Linked DNA regions of Mus musculus: regions 1 and 2 are each linked to region 3. The links are chromatin contacts, found by Hi-C or POLR2A ChIA-PET in ENCODE. All regions are on one chromosome and are shown on one strand. The core of a region is the stretch at or near the end of the contact, and the rest is flanking DNA. Distances in the headings are between cores, read along the strand shown.

The links. Hi-C counts contacts between places; a loop is a spot of excess contacts on that map. ChIA-PET counts read pairs that join two places held with the same protein, here RNA polymerase II (POLR2A).
Region 1: a loop to region 3 is called in a map of heart, with 3 times the contacts of the local background. The contact joins the enhancer-like site here to the promoter of Cdc42bpb in region 3. A Hi-C loop is called at or near these places in 1 of 37 maps with a recorded cell type or tissue (heart). POLR2A ChIA-PET finds 5 or more read pairs at or near these places in 2 of 5 experiments (Patski and embryonic stem cell).
Region 2: a map of left cerebral cortex shows a loop between it and region 3 (4-fold over the local background). The contact joins the enhancer-like site here to the promoter of Cdc42bpb in region 3. A Hi-C loop is called at or near these places in 8 of 37 maps with a recorded cell type or tissue (adrenal gland, heart and left cerebral cortex). POLR2A ChIA-PET finds 5 or more read pairs at or near these places in 2 of 5 experiments (Patski and embryonic stem cell).

What each region holds. Positions count from the first base shown.
Region 1 is chr12:111,411,801-111,415,093 of GRCm38, reverse strand. It overlaps Lbhd2 (LBH domain containing 2), which reads right to left. Exons shown (of 4, transcript NM_001101503.2): 4 at 3,002-3,293. The coding sequence ends at 3,249. Among named protein-coding and RNA genes, the nearest start is that of Exoc3l4, 4.0 kb to the left of the region's middle. Within about 2 kb of position 1,579, at least 2 of the 3 ENCODE cell types and tissues checked have a DNase peak (open chromatin) inside an H3K27ac peak, as active enhancers do; they include heart, where a contact is called at or near this core.
Region 2 is chr12:111,329,645-111,333,364 of GRCm38, reverse strand. All of the region lies in intron 5 of Cdc42bpb (CDC42 binding protein kinase beta), which reads left to right. Among named protein-coding and RNA genes, the nearest start is that of Cdc42bpb, 46 kb to the left of the region's middle. Within about 2 kb of position 1,588, at least 1 of the 3 ENCODE cell types and tissues checked has a DNase peak (open chromatin) inside an H3K27ac peak, as active enhancers do; it is left cerebral cortex, where a contact is called at or near this core.
Region 3 is chr12:111,375,480-111,379,215 of GRCm38, reverse strand. Cdc42bpb (CDC42 binding protein kinase beta) reads left to right here and starts at 1,498. Exons shown (of 37, transcript NM_183016.2): 1 at 1,498-2,119. The coding sequence starts at 1,945.

The DNA of each region.
Region 1 (3,293 bases), core at 330-2,829, 36 kb before region 3:
CCAAGCCCAAGAGGTACCCGGCTGGACCTTTCCCCTCGGCTCAGCCTGACCTGCCTATTGGCTCCCTTTAAGGAGGCTGCCCTGGGCTCAGGGACCTACCCACCACCACACAGTCGACTGGAGATACCAAGACTGTCTCCAACTCAAATGTAAGTCCTGGGATCTCCAAGTTCAAATTGCTTGAAGTCTAGCCTCATAAGTCCAAGCAGGAAGACTTTGATCTCTTTCTGACTGCTGTGTCTATGCTGCCTCAGAAATCTAATACCCAGGACCAGGAGGATTGTTCTAGGCCTCTCCCAAAGTCTCACCAAACCCCGGACTGAGCATGCCCATGAGGCTGTGATATGTTCTTCTTTGATTTTGTTGCTGGTTGGTATTTTTGTGTTCTTAAACATTCTTTTCATCAAAGTAGAATTTTAAATTATATATATGTGTGTAATATATAATTTAAAATTATATATAATAATATATAATATAATAAAATAACACTAAATATATATTTAATTTATTAAATGTGTTTATTTTATTTTATGTGTTTTGCCTGCAAATATGCGTGTGCACCATATACATGTATGGTGCCTGCAGGGGTCAGAGGGGGACAGATTCCCTGGGACCGGAGTTAGGGATGGTTGTGAATCATCAGGTGGGAACCGAACCCAGGTCCTCTGCAAGAGCAGCAGGTGCTCTTAACCACTGGGCCACCTCTCCAGCCTTAATCTATTTTTTTATGTGCATGGGTGATTTGCCTACATGTATGTCTGTGCTTTCCGAGTGTCATGTCCTCTGGTCACCATGAGAGTGCTGGGACCCAGGCTTAGTCCTCTGGAAGAGCGGATGGTGCTCTTAACTGCTGAGCCAACTCTTCAACTCCAAGTCGGCTGGCCTTGAACTTGCTACATACTTGAGGATGACCTTGAATTCCATTCCTGCTTTCATCTCCCAAGTGTTGGGGTTGCAGTAAGTGCCATTACACCCAGCCAGCAACTTGTTCGATTTTTCCATGTTGCCTTCCCCTGGCTTTTTCAGTAAAATCCCAGCGGAAAAGTCCCAGCATAGTCTAAGAGAAGCCCAGGCGCCAGGGCAGTCAAATTGAGATCAGCTGAGGGCCGTGCAGGGGCCAGCTAAGAGGAGAGGCATAGCTAGAACACCATAGACACCGAGAACGTCAACCCCAGCTCCCCACGACCTTGGGAGAGGCATCTTTGTCTCTAAGCCTTATTTACTCTTAAGTAAACAGGATTGTTACTGGGATGATGTGAGTTCACCTCACCTGAGGACCTGGCTTCTAGGTAGGCAAGAGCAGAAGGACCCTCCACAGATGTTTACCTGTCTAGGGGTCAATTTTGCCCAGAATGCTAAGGGGCCCAGATTGGAATCCATTCTAAGACTGGGGAGGCGGAGTTTACCCTGTGTCCCTGGCGGCTGCGGGGGTCTGGCGGGAGCGGGGTTGTGGGGCCCGAGGTGTGTGTGGATTGTGCCCTACTCTCTCTGAGGCCAATTTGCAGCCTGCTGGTGGACCTAAACGCACCAGACGGTGGCGTCTGCTGTTTTTAAGCACTGACCCCGGCGGACGCTAGGGGGAGCCGCAGGCAGATTTCAGGTCTCCTGTGTGCTAAGGAGAGGCTGGGCTAGGCTGGACTGCTGAGTGGGTGTGGCGTCCGCTCTGGCCTCACCCGGGCTCTCTCCCACTGCTTAGGGAGAAGTGGGCAGAGGTCCGACCCTCTACGCCCCCTCTAGCTCTCGGACCTCCGGAATGGGTTATCACTACACTGGGGCTACCCTGGTAAACCACGGAGAAAGCCTGGGCTTGGGTCCCAGGAGACACCCCCGCCCCTCTCCAAGGGCCCTGGACTTGCCTTCTGTGGGACCCTGTTTAATTGGGCATAATCCTGCCCGGGAGAGAGGTGGTGCAACATCGCTCCTCGTCCCGGTCTGCTCTGCCTCTCGGAGTGGACAGCACTTCCTGCCAAAGGTCAGCCCCCTGAGGATCCCCACACTCCCTCCCCATTTCCTAGTCTCACTGACCTTTCTCAAAACCCACAAGGAGGGCTGGGGACAGGGAGGTTCTAGGACAACAACACTTCTAACCCGTGAACCCTGGCAGGGCCCACGTTGACAGCCTGGACCCAGAGCACCCACGGTTTTAAATTTAAAGCAGACTTCCAGGCAAACTTCCGCACCTCCCCTCCCACCTCTGGCGTTTGGGGGCCAGGCTATATTTAGAAGGGAGGAGGGCTGGAGAAATTGCTTTATTCATCCTGGAGGTTAGCAAGGAGGCCAGGAGAGAACAGAAGGCCTGTGTCTCCCACAGCCCAACCAGCTCACCCATGGTGGGGCCTCGGCCTGAGGGCTTTGTTGAGCTAACATTATGGAAACTTCCTAGTGGCTAGGCCCTGAACTTCCTCAGGCTTGGCCAAGGGAGGGCAGTACATCTTAAGAGGGAGCCCTAGGCATGGTCAGCTTTCTACTCCCCAAGTCAGCCCTGATGAGGTACCATAGCTCCCCTCTTGGTTGTGAAGAGACAAGACCATCATTCAAGGTAAGAGGAGGTGCTTGCCCACCCAAGGTCACATATGGGTGCTGTGGCCAGCTTGAGGGTCCCTCCATAGCTTTGGGCAAAACCGGTCCAGGGCACCTCATTTTGAACCTAAATTTTTCCATCTGTAAAATGGGACTTTTTCAGGGAATTAATATAATCTGGGCTGGAAGAAGACCACCCCTGATGCCCTAATGTACCCAGGATGCAGGGTACAAGGGGTGCCTGACCTCCAAGGGATCTCTAACAGAGGTAGGAGGCCACCTGGAAGAATGGCCATAGGCAGTCTAGGCAAGGAAGAGTAGAGAGAGGGTCCCTAGGCAGAGACAGTGTGAACAGCCTTCTGGCTCTGCTCAGCCTGGCATTCCCCACCCCGGGCTGAGTGCCAAGCACCAAGTGCTTACCATCCAACCTTCTGACTTGCCCAGCCTCAGAGAGACTAGAATACCACTAGCAGAAGCAAACTTGTGCCCAGCAGCTCAAGTACCCACGAAGGTGCCCGTAGCCACCAGGAAGGATGCCTTTATTTCTGCTTCAAGCCACTGAACAAAGAGGGGTATGTTCCAGATCTAGACCATGGAGCGCAAAGGCAGGGGCTGGGGTCCTGGCCACACCCAGCCAGACAGGAAGCTTGGCGAGCTGGGCCTCCTGTGTGGGCCCAGCCTTTTCTGTGAATCAGCCTGTCATCCTGGGATGGAGGTCCTCTTGGTGGTCAGAGAGTAGAGCCTGCCACACCCGCATCTGTTACTGGAGCAGG
Region 2 (3,720 bases), core at 339-2,838, 46 kb after region 3:
CTAGAGACTGAGTTTAGGGTCTCACTTATCCAGCAAGCGCTCTGCTGGGCTACATCCCAGCTCTAACATTTCCTTCCAAAACAACGTCTAAACTAATTTCCAGCTCGTGTAACGATTGCCAGAAAGTAGAAAAGCATTTGCCCAGATCCACGCGCTGCTGACATCCTGCCCAGTGTCTCCCTCTCCCGTGCGCACACACATGTGCACAGCATCTTTCTAGAGCTGCATTGGTGTGTGTGTTGGATGTCTGAGGATTCGGTGCGTTCTCTTCACAGAGTGTGCTTGGCCTCAGGAGACCTCTTGGTTTATTTTGGGTTTTGGTTTTTGAGACAGAGTCTCTATAATGTAGCTCTGGCTGCCCTGGGCTTGCTATGTAGACCAGGCTGGCCTCAAACTCCCAGAGCTCTGGCTGCCTCTGGAGATGTGGGATTCAGGGTGTGTGCCACTGTGCCCAGGCAGGGAAACTCATTCTTGGTCTTACTTCTGTCTGTGCTCGCATTGGCCCTTGGTCCTTACGTAGTGTGACTCTTCTGTCACTGTGGTAAAACGCCATGGCCAAAGGCAACTTAAGGAAGAGAGTTCCTTTTGGCTTACAGTCCCGGATGGAGAAGAGTCTGCGGTGGCAGGGTTGGGGCCAAGGACCCTGAAGCCAAAAGCTCACACGTTGAATTGAGAGTATGAAGCAAAAAGAGAAGCGGGAGCTGGAAGTGGCTTGGTTTCAGCCTGTGACAGCCACCTGTAGTGACAGACTCCCTCGCCCCCCCACAGCACCAGCTGTGGCCCACGTCCCAGTGCCTAAGACTGTGTGTATCCTTCAGGCCACCACAGTCCTCCGGTGAGAGGCAGATCCAATCACGCTCAAGCCCCACCTTCTCCACCTTTTAAATCCGGAACCCTTCCTCATCCTCCCTGTGTTTTTACGAACGTGGTGCTTTGCAGTAGAACAGGCACGGCTGGTCCTCTGGTCCTGGAGTAAAGCATTCAGTTCACGCTCGGCAGACACTGCCCATCAGTTCTGTGACAGCGGTGAACCAGGTTGCCCCGCGACGACTTGTCCTGCACTTCTTGTGCCCTGAAAAGGCACTTTGAACCCATGTGCATCTCTTCCTCTCGAGTGGCCCCTGACAGGCTCTACCCCGGCAGGCTTCGCGGCCGCCATGGGTGACCTACTTCCAGGCCCTCGGAGCCATCTTCTGCCACAGAAAGTTCTCCGCTTCTCTCTGATCGTCTGCTGATTTCCAGTGTGCGTTCCTTGAGGTCTGTGAGCCCTCTGGGAGGTTGGCGAGTGCTCTCAACTGCTGTGCCATGCCTCCAGCCCCTGTTACACCTGTCTACTGCTCTGCTGTATGCAGACGCCCTAGGTCTGGGCATTAGGTGCATCTGGTGTGTCTCAGCTGCACACAGTATGGCCCTGAGTAGCTGTATCTCCATGTGAATGTCAGTGTGTCTGCAGAGTAATTCCAGAACCAGCATTTCTGGGTCAGAAGACATACCCGCGACGAGCCGTCTTTTTACAGGTTGCTGATCCCTGTTTGCTTTACAGTCCACAGTGTGTGAGATGCTCTTTCCTCTGTATCCGTGCCAACTGCGCATGCTGAGCCCTTGCCACCGACGGCGAGGAGGTGGCATACAGTTGTAGTTTTCCTTTTCCTTTTTTCTTGTGAGGCTGAACCTTTTTATATCCTTGTGTGTCTGCTTCTGAGTTATATGTTCTCACTTCACTAGGGCTTCTGCCTTATTCCTTACAAAGAAATATTTGTCTTTTATCTGCCACTCTGGAGTTTTCTCTTCTTCATCTCTTTTTTTAGCATTTGTTTTTGTTATTTTTAATTCTGTGCATGTATGTTGATTTGTGCATGTCAATTCAGGTGCTCCACCGTGGCCAGAGGTGCTGGATTCCCTTGGGTTTGCAGGCAGTTACGGTCCTCCTGACTACATGTTGTTAGCCACCGAGCCAGCCTTCCAGCCCTTCCCTCTCTTTTTAAAAGATGCAAGATCTGTCTCTTCAGCCCAGGAAGACCTTGATCACGGTCCTCCCTTGCCGTCCGTTGTCTGTCTGTGCTGGGATCAACAGGCACGCGCACGTGGGCGGTCTGTTCCTCGTGGAGCTTCTGGATGTTCTGTCCGACTGACTGCGCTGCCCTCCTCCCCTGCGCTCCCGACACTGGTGCCATTGGACGCCACTGGAGGGTCACATCTGCTCACACCGCTTTTTCTTTTTCCTTTTTCTTTTAAACAATCTTTTTTGTTTGTTTGTTTTTATAATGATTTATTGATTTTATGTATGTGAGTACACTGTAGCTGTACAGATGGTTATGAGCCTTCATGTGGTTGTTGGGAATTGAAATTTTTAGGACCTCTGCTCACTCCAGTCAGCTCTGCTTGCTCAGTCCCTGCTTGCTCCTGCCCAAAGATTTGGTTTTTTATTATAAATAAGTACACTGTAGCTGACTTCAGACACACCAGAAGAGGGCGTCAGATCTCGGAAGAGCAGTCAGTACTCTTACCCACTGAGCCATCTCGCCAGCCCCCACACCACTTTTTCTTGAGACTTTTCTTGCTATTCTAGTCAGTTCATTTTTCCACATGAGTTTTAGTGTCGTCTTCCCTGGGTCTGAAGAAACAGGACATTGCTTGTTTTTGAGTCTCTGGTGTCTCACCAGATGCCGGTCTTCTTTACCCAGAATGCTCTGTTTCAGAAGGGAGTCATGTTTTACTAAGTGCTTTTCTGTCTGCTCACCTCTTTCCCCTGGCTCACCTCTCTCTTCAGCTCTTTCGCCTGCTCTTCCCTCCTCCGCCAGCCTCTCTGTCATCTCCACCTTCCTTCTTCAGTGCCTCCCTAGGCTTGGATTTAAATGCACTTTCCCTTAAGCGTCTTGTAAGTTAGTACTCCTTCGGGTTACAGTTTACTTTTCTCTTGTATTTCTTCCTCTGAGCAAATCCGTTTCTTGCTCAGTTTTTCTGCTGTGGCATTTTGGTTCCCCAGCTGTCCCTTCGTTACGTCATGTCTCTGCCACCTTTCTTTCCCCTTCCCTCCTTTCTTTCTAGTCTGACAGTGTAGCCCAGGCCGGCCTTGAACTTGTGATCCTCTAGCCTCACCTCTGAGCTCGCTGCCTCTGACCTGTTTCTTGTCCCAGCCCCGACTGTGTGGGCGGATTCATTTCAGGTTATGGGTTGTGCTAGTTCTCTCCTGCCTTGTGCTTCCGTTTCTCCGTAAGAATTGCTCTTCTGCTGCGTTTGTGGTGGGATCCCTGTGTCCCCGGCAGGGCCGTCCCCTGTGGCTGCCCTGTAGTCTGCACGTGTACTCCTGCAGTGGACACCAAACATGGTTTGGCTGCTATACTGTGCTGCTGGGAACAGACGCCAGCATGGCTTTGGTGGACGTGGTCCCTTGCCTCAGGGTCTGTAATGATCTTATTCTCAGGCCTCAGGCCGGCATCTGGGCATGTAGAAAGGCAGTTGACCGCATGGGCTCTGGGCGGCTTGCCTCAGCTACGAGACTGTGCTGTTTGCTGTGGTAGCCGGCTGTGTATGGTTGCTCAGCCTCTGTGTAGAGTAGACTGTTAGCCTGCAGCACGGCCTCACATCTCCCCCTGGCTTCCTTACATTTGCCAGTGCCTCCCTCTGTGCTGCACGGCCCCTGAGCTCCTTTTAGATCTCTCCATAGCATTTTCCACAGTCTACCATGTGTGGTGCCATCACGGGCAATGCTGAGAGAGA
Region 3 (3,736 bases), core at 249-2,748:
GAACTCACTTTGTAAACCAGGCTGGCCTCGAACTCAGAGATCCGCCTGCCTCTGCCTCCCGAGTGCTGAGATTAAAGGCATGTGCCACCACGCAAGTATACTCACTGTTTCAAGTTCAAAGGAAGCTTACAGAGTACACCTGGGTCTGATCTGTCCCAGGGGTGGACGGCGTCCTAAAAGGCAGTGCGGAAACAGATCTGGGATGAGCAGACGCACTGAAGGCAGTTGGGTTGGGCACCTCAGACTGGTACCGGGGTGCAAGGGCAAAGTCCTAATTTGGAGGGATTAAATAGTCCAGCAGCATGCAATCAGAGAAGGGACTCAGAGTTGTCCGTTGGGAGTGGCTGGAAGTGTGACAGGGCCAGCCAAAGAAGACACTCTCGTGGGCAAGCTTACGGGACAAAGAAAAAGCAAGAGGGCTGTCAAGGAAAAAAAAATGCAGTTGGCTGCTCAGACTTTAGTTTTGGGTAGGATGATTCTCTTGGGCTTTAATTTTTAAGTTTAAACAACTGGGCATCACACACATGCAGTAACTCGTGAATATACTTTATATGTGTATAGATTCCTTCACAATAATAAAGATCTGACAAGGGTTCGCTCTATCCAACCTACAATACCGGGCTATTTTGCCTGCGTCTTAAAAACTAAGTTAGATACACACACATACTGACGCGCGTGAATTTTGAGGGCAGTTTGGAGGCTTATGTGTGTGCTTCGTAACCCCAACCAAGTCATACATCATTCCCAGCAGGCAGGGACTCTTCAGTCGCTTCCTGCTGGAGTCGCCATTCGGCTTTCCACCCTGCGCTTTGCCTCAGGCTCCTCTCAGCTTCCGGCTTCCAAACCCCACCTGCCCCGCCTCTGCTGCACCACAAGCCCCCATTCTTTTGAAGCAACCTTGGGGTCCACAAAGGGCTCCTCCTCTGCGGAGGTTGGGGATGTCATAAGGGATGTTTTACATCAACCTTCTGAGCCGTCCAACTGAGTGAAAGCGGCGACTCGCCTGGAGACAACAGTCTACTCCCCACCAGGTCGACACCCTAATAATCAGTCACGGGGTAGACTCTGAACCGATGAGACAGGGCACTGCGCATCCCCAGCGGCGCGTGCCCAGTGGGGAGCGCGCGTCCAGCGGACCCCGGAGCCTCCCGGCAGGTGCCCCGCCCGCGTCTCCCGTGCGCACTGGGACCCAGAGCACTGTCGGTTCACAGCTCAGACGAGCTCAACCGAAACCCAGCAGTAATGACCCGGGGGTCGCGCCGGACAGCTGCCTCGCTAGGCCACGAGGGTCGGTCCCGAGGATCGGGAACAGAGCCGAACTATGGGACCCAGGGCGCACACAGCGCGGCTGGGCGCCCCGCCCGCGCTCCTGTGCGCGTGCGCCACCCGCAATCTCGGTTTCGCACTGGGTACCCCGCCCCACACCGTCCCTACGGCGAACCGCGAGGCCCAAAGAGCGGAGGATCGCCGCGGGCCGAGGGCGGGGCGTCGCGCTGAGGTCAGCGCGGCGGCGATCGGCCCCGCGGTGGTTGGCTGCGCCGCGCTGGCCGCGCCCTGGTTGGCTTGCAGGTCGCGGGCTGGGCGGCTGGCCGGGCTGAGGTCGGGGCTCGGGCGCCGGCCGGGTGTACGCGGTGCTGGGCTCCGCCGCGGTCCGGGTCGGTGACGGCGCGCGCGAGGGCGCGGCCAGGCGCCGAGGGCGGGGACGGCGTGCGGGCGGCGCCTAGGGGAGGAGACCGGCCCATGGACCCGCGGGGCCCGGTGCCCCAGACTCGGTGCCGCCGGGACGGAGCCCAAGATGTCGGCCTAGGCCGGGCTGCGACGACAAGGACTGTGCGGCTACTGGACGCCGGGGTGCGCGGCCGCCGGGCCGGGGAGTGCTGGCTCTGACGCCGGGGCGCACGGACGGAGAGAGGCCGGCGCGTGGGGAGCGGGCCGCGCGGCACCATGTCGGCCAAGGTGCGGCTCAAGAAGCTGGAGCAGCTGCTCCTGGACGGGCCGTGGCGCAACGATAGCGCCCTGAGCGTGGAGACGCTGCTGGACGTGCTGGTGTGCCTTTACACCGAGTGCAGCCACTCGGCGCTGCGCCGCGACAAGTATGTGGCGGAGTTCCTCGAGTGGGGTGAGTAAGGTGCCGCTCGCCCCCCTGCGCCTCTCACTGCTCGCACCCGCGCCGGGCCTCCCTGGTTCTGCGCTCCGGAGCCACATCCTCCGTTTGCACTCCCCCCACTCCCGGCCATCGCCCTGGCCGCTTCCTAGACCCACCCTCCCAGTCTGGATATCATTTCCTGCAGCGCTCCCTGGGATATCCGCCCTGCCCCCGCCCCGGACTAGCCTTTGGGGTCCAGAGTCGAGCCTGGAGCTACCCCTCCTAGCCCTAGACTCTACCGGGTGGGAGGGCAGCCTCTGTGCCTTTTGCACCTCCTCACCACCCGCCCCTGCTCGGTGGGCCTTCCGAAGGCTTCGTTCCACAGCCCAGCCCCTAGGACTCCACCCAGGTGACAGCCTGTCCACCTCCCCTTGATGTCCACGGCTTGAATATCCCTTTCTTTTAGCACGTCCGAGCAGTTTTTAACTGTTAAAGGTTTTATATAAAATACAAGAACCCTCCCCCAACACCCCCAACCCCCGACTCCCTAATTGTAACCGTGTCAGACTGGTGATATTTCGGGGTGTGTGTGACAGCTAGAACTGTCACTTAAAAACTTATACATCTGATCTTGGGTATTCGGTTCATCTAGGGATCTAATGCAGTAATCATAGATCGGATGATCTATTGTGCTTTATTAGGACGAATGCTTGATTAAGTCATTCATTGACAGTTCTCAAGACAGGCTACAGTGTAAGGTTTCAACCAACCCGGACAGTAATTTCCCCTTAAGACCCTCAGTTCCCTCACAAGGACTAAGGAGGAGGAAGTGTGATTTAGGTTCAGGTCCAGCTCTGTAAATCTTGTCCTTGGTTGCTTTCGTCATTGGGCTAAGACTGTGCAGTTTGAACCAGTCATTTCTAATCTTCCGGACAGATAAGGTTGATATTTACAGGAGGAAACAAATGTGTTCCACATGCAGGCCTCCTCCTCTAACCGAAATCTAGAGCTGTGTGTAGAACTTCATTGTCCCTCAGTTTTAGAGGGCTTCTGCCTGGTTGCTATTCCGTGAGATGTTGCTGCAGCTGCTTGAGAGCAGCTAGGGGAGGTGTGGGGGCTTTGTTGTGAGGGGCCTCTCTCTGCTCTTGGTCACACAGAGGACTGAGCCCTTCCTTGAGAGCACTGGCTCTCCGGAGACTTAGCAGTGACACGATTTCCAGTTGGATAGTGAACTGATTTCACAGAGTTGCTTTGAAAGTGAGGTCTTTAGTGCACGCTGCAATCTGAGACTTCTCAACATTGGGTTTGCCATTCTTAGCACTGGATCTTGCGATCGAGGCAGTTCCGCAGTCAGGTTCAGCTGGGTGCCCTGCGCGAGGGATAGATACGTCGCTCTGCTCTGCTTGAGGAGAGGGAGGGCAGATTTTGTAATATTTGACCTTTCCAAATCTAAACAGAAGCTGCGTGCTGTCGTGTAGACATAGTTTTAAAATTGTGTTTTGTCTCTTGGAAATTGTGATTACAAATAAATTATCCTCTTAGTTCCTACTCTAAGCTTTTAATTAAGAGCAACCCAGCTGTGATGGCACCCAGCTGTAATCCCGGCATTCGGGAGGCAGAGACAGGAGGCTAAGTATTGAAGGTTAGCCT